Linked DNA regions of Mus musculus: region 1 is linked to region 2. A link is a loop called in an ENCODE intact Hi-C map of the cell type or tissue named here. Cell type or tissue: heart. All regions are shown on one strand. Region 1 overlaps Sik3 (SIK family kinase 3). Region 2 overlaps Sik3 (SIK family kinase 3).

Region 1 (2,500 bases), 88 kb after region 2:
TGGGAGGCAACCTGGAGGGCTTCTCTCAGCCACTGCCACTTGGAACCCTTATTTTCTATAAATGGTGAAGCAACATCATTTCTTCTACTACATACTAAATGCCGATAGGCCAAGGCAGCATGAGGTGGCCAGCAAGTCTGACAAGTCACTTCCTGGGCCAGCTTGAACATGACACTTAACAGCTATGCTCCCTCCATGATCTCACTCCATCAGCAACTGAGGTTAATTTATTCCTTCTAGTCAAACTTCCTGACTTGCTAATTATGAGTCTGTGTGCAAGGCATTTCCACACTCAATGTTATTTATAACTCTAAGCTTACTTAGAAGGGGCCTCTGAACTATAACACTTCCTACCTTCAGGGCATGGAGCGGTTACATCCAATGCTAACTTTTCTAAATCAAATCCTAATCGCTCAAGGCCTACAAGATCGAAGCAAGCTCTTAACCTGAACTTCAAGGATTAAGTGACTACCATGCAGAGCACTGCCCCTGTTCGGAGAGATGAACTTCCTCCAATCTGGAAGGATAGTCCTCTAAACTTTGCTGAATAGCTTTTGCATGGGGGTAAATAACATTTCCAGAGGCAGGGATTAAAAAACCTGCTTAGTAGTTAAGAGCACCAGCTGCACTTTCGGAGGACCACAGTTCAGGTCCTAGCATCCACATGATGGCTCACAGCCACCTCTAACTGCAGATTCAGAGCATCAGACAACCTCTTCTCGTCTCCGATAGGCAACAGAATGCAAGTGGATGCACAGACATACAAACACTTATACAAATAAAATAAAACCAAATAGACCTTTTTCTCCCCCTTAATTTCCAAAGACAATGTTCTCCAAACATAAAATTTTAAATGACATCATCTGAAACATAGCTCTAATCACACTGGAGCAACACCCCAGCCCCTGACACTGCCCAAAAGTGCAGCGACCGCACCTCTCTTCTGGCTCCCCTACGGTGAGCACGTTATTTTTGGAGCAAGTCTATGAAGCAGCACTTTGTGGACGCTGGGCTCCATCCTCTGAATGTTCCCTTCACATTCCTTCTTAGTCCTCTCCCTCCTGGCACTGAGCCCCAAAACCTCAGCAGAATCCATAATGAAACACTGGGTTACTTTAGGGCAAGAAGGTTAAGCCTACGAAAGCTTTCTAATTGGAAAGCCTCTTCTGTGAAAGCAGATAGAGATTTGCTGGCTCCTCTTTCTCTTTCTCTTGTGTTCCAACAGGTAGCTGCCTCTCCTGGAACCAAGTGTAAAAGCCGGCCGGCCGGCCGGCCAGGCAGCATAACTCCAGTGCGGACAGGTGCTTTGCAAGCACAGTAAATCTCGGGGCAACAAATCAACAGGAGCCAGCTAACTTCTCCTGACGCACTGCTCACTGAGGTGCAAAGCCTCTCCGTTAAGACGAGCATTGAGAAAAACGAACATCTGCAAGAAAAGGAGCCCGTTCTCTGCCCAGAGAAAACTCAAGAAGGAAGACTTGCCACATAAAAAACTCTTTATTCCAGGGTTATTTTCAGTGGCACTTAACTGCAGGGTGGAGACCAAGGGTCCCAAACAAACCTACTTGATTTATTTTTCTCCTTTAGTAATTCTGAAATCCAAGGTTAGGTTTACTAAGGCAAGTCTGAAGGTTCATCAGAACCTCTGTTGTTTTAAAGAAAAGGAGAAATGCAAAACTATACTTGTAAATATAAGAGCTTGGGGGGGGGGTTGGTTGGTTGTTTTTCGTTTTTTAGAATTAATGGAACTTCATGGAAGCACTCTAGAACTTTCCAATCAAAACGAAAACAAGAATGGAATCACAAAAAGCATGGCGCTTCCAATGGCTCTCTTCTCCAGACTTCACTAAAGGTCTCTAAGGGAACCCTGAAGTTGGCTGTGCAGGAGAAAGACATTAGTGGAGTCCAAGAGAATGCTCTAGTTCATAGTTTAGGAATGTCTAATGTTTTACAGAGATAAAGAGGCCACGGTACAGAAACTGTGATTTTTTTTTTTCAGCAGTTTCCTAAACTCCACAAGAAGCTACCCAGTATGTAACTGCAGTACTACTTATCACACGAAGGTGACATGCCAGGCCCAAGGTGAGAAATCAAGGTCACTAAACTGAACTCCTGCAACCTCTTTAAGGAGGGTGAAAAGGTTCAACGGTCTCACTATATAGCCAGGAGGAACTGGAACTCTTGAATCCGCAGCGCTCTGCCTGCTGGCACTACAGCATCGGCCACGTCACCCCCTCCCTCCTTAACACTGTCAGGCTGATGGCCTTCCACTCCCTTCTCTGTAGGTAACCCAGCACCAACTCAACTATCCTGATGCTCTTCCTGCTCCCCTCCCATTACAAACTGAGGAAGCTGGAGAGAGAGAGGCCCAGTGCTTAAGAGCACTGGCTGCTCTTCCAGAGCATCTGGGTTCAATTCCCAGCACACACATGGCAGCTCACAATTATCTGTAACTCCAGTTCTTAGGGATCAGACACCTTCACACATACATACACATAAG
Region 2 (2,500 bases):
ACACAGCACACCCATGCCATATTCGCTACCCTATTACTCAGTAGTCAGGCTCGCTGCTCAACATCACTCAGATCATGTTCAGGTGACCTGTGTTTTACTGATCCAAGTACCCCAAAGTACAAGAGCAGCCATGCTGGTAACTCCGCAGTCCCGGGGTGTCCTGGGGAAGTTGAGAGGGGCTTCCTTCCTTCACCCTCTTGCCTTTATTAGAAGGGAGCTGGCATGACGGTGCATGCCTATAGTCCTGTACACTAGGGAGGTTCATGCAAGAAATCCTAAGTGTGAGGCCAGCTGGGCTATAAGGCAAGACTCTGCCTCAAGAAACCAACAATAGAAATGGAAGAGAAATCATGAGCTAGAGCTGCTAAGATCTACAGTTGGTTGGCTGTCAAGATAAAGAGCATATCCACATAACTGTTACTGCAGTCCACGGCTAATCTATTTTATTTGTGAGGGAGAAGGGGGTGCCACTGTTTATGGCTCCAGGAACCCCCATCAGGGTCTTGAAAATTATCACCTACAGATAAGTGGGGCAGGGGTGGGAGGAGGCTCTATTGAATATAGGTACTGATGCTTTCAATATTTCTAGAATGTGGCCTTAAACTTTGAGCATTCTATGGCATGGATTAGACTGGCTTCACTAAGCAACACAATTCTGAATCAAAAACATCAATTCCTTTGTCAAAGGGCAAGCCAGGGGCCAGAAGTAAAGTAGCTGACAATTTGTGGGAGCACAGAGAAGCTCCTGGCCTGCTGCCAGCTGATGTGTAACGAGTATGGAAGGAACAGAGCTGAGGGAAAATGAATTCCATTCAGGACAGTCATCCTGAACCACAGGGCGGAAACCACAGCAAGGCCCAAGCTGAGGCTGTGCGTGTCCCTGCCCCTCCCCCCAACTAAGGAGCCCCAGTCCTAAAGAGCACTGCAGTACCGCTAGACAATGGCAAGCCCTAGCTGTAAGCAGGAAAGGGGAGGGTTCTAAACAGCAGGAGGAGGAACAACAGAAGAAATGATGAAGTCACAGAGCAGGGGCTGGCACGCGGCAGGATTATTTTGAGAACAGCATACTGAGCATGGGTTTTTTTCACAGCTGCAGACTATATGATAAAAGCTGTAGCTTAAAGTACACATAGGCTCCTTTAAAAATTAATCATGCTATAGCAGAAGTAAATCTGCAGGTAACTAGACAAACTTCCAAAGAGCATGTTTTAATTTTTAGGGATACGGATGTTTTGTCTGGATGTATGTCTGTGGACCATGTGCATGCCTGATGCCCTCAGAGGCCAGAAGAGGGAGTTGGAGCCTCCATGATGAGAGTTACAGATGGTTGTAAGCTAATCTGTGGGTGCTGGGAACTGAACCTAGGTCCTCAGGAAGAGCAGTCAGTGCTCTTAACTTGTGAGCCATCTCCCCAGGTCCCCAGTAAGTTGTTAGAGATGGGAGAGGGAAACCTGTAAGTCACACACTCACCCAAGCACATGGAAACTATTAACAAGAAGGGAGTGGACACAGCGCAGGATCCTGTGAGTCCTGTAGCCTGGTCTGTTCTCCACAGAATCCTCTTCCCTTGCAGAGAATATGACTGTGTGAACTGACACTCCAACATTAATTAAACATGGCATCACATCAAATAGGCTGCTAAATAGATGCAGATTGTGAACGTTCTTAAAAATTTCCCTCCGCAAGACACTTCCCTTCAACGAATTCTTTTTAAATTGGCATCTGGTAAGAAAGAAATTAAGTTCGGCTCATGCCAAAGCCAGAACTTCCCTCCTCGCTCTCGGGGGTTCTCACTTCTGAAACCACAGTGGCTTTAACCCTTGCCTCCATTCTGCAGCACAGGGATGCACACACAGAAGGAAGATGAAAGAAGAATTAGTGGCTGCTTCCCCCAAAGGGAGTCATTCTCCTGCTTATTCTGACCCGACATTCTGAGGAAAGACACGGTGGTAGAACCAAGACACCAGGAGAAAATTCAACTCTAAGATCAAACCAACCACAGTTTCCCAGCAAAAACCCCTGGTGGGGGTTTCAGTGAAACACTATGACAAATACACAGCTTTAAAAAAAAAAAAAAAAAAAAAAACCTCCAACAGAGGAAAGCACAGTCTGTCTTCTTTCCTCGGGAGAAGGGGGCATCCTTCAAGGAAAGAAGCGGCCCCTCTCACTGAAATGTCTTCTGCTAGTTCCACTGTGTCCTTAAACCTTAGGGAGGTGAGTGTTCTCTTACATGAAGGCAATTTTTTGGCCTGTTTCTAGAACAAATTTTATCTCCTCTAGATTGTTCTCAGCTCACCTCTAGAATTACCGAATGGTCTAGATATGTCTAATCGTACACAGTAGCCACCAGCCACATATGGTTACATAGCATTTGAATGTAGACAGTGCACACAAATATATACCATTTATCACATTAGTATTACCAAAGGACTGTAAGCTCACCATCCTACCTTTCTATTGATTACATGTGGAAATAAGAGTTTAGATATTAAGTTAAATA

What was found. A loop is a pair of places that touch in the nucleus more often than their neighbours do. Peaks named below come from ENCODE experiments on the same cell type or tissue, not always from the same donor. Only the 100,000 strongest peaks of a DNase experiment are listed, where the experiment ranks them.
Region 1: it touches region 2 in a loop (1.8-fold over the local background); 1 of 42 quality-filtered maps calls a loop at or near these places.

What each region holds. Positions count from the first base shown.
Region 1 is chr9:46,030,910-46,033,409 of GRCm38, reverse strand. All of the region lies in intron 1 of Sik3 (SIK family kinase 3), which reads right to left. Among named protein-coding and RNA genes, the nearest start is that of Sik3, 19 kb to the right of the region's middle. In heart, no CTCF peak of the experiment used is centred here; a DNase peak (open chromatin) is centred at 1,039.
Region 2 is chr9:46,118,583-46,121,082 of GRCm38, reverse strand. All of the region lies in intron 1 of Sik3 (SIK family kinase 3), which reads right to left. Among named protein-coding and RNA genes, the nearest start is that of Gm46110, 40 kb to the right of the region's middle. In heart, a CTCF peak has its summit at 1,278 (motif pointing right); DNase peaks (open chromatin) are centred at 72 and 852; H3K27ac peaks cover 1,488 bases.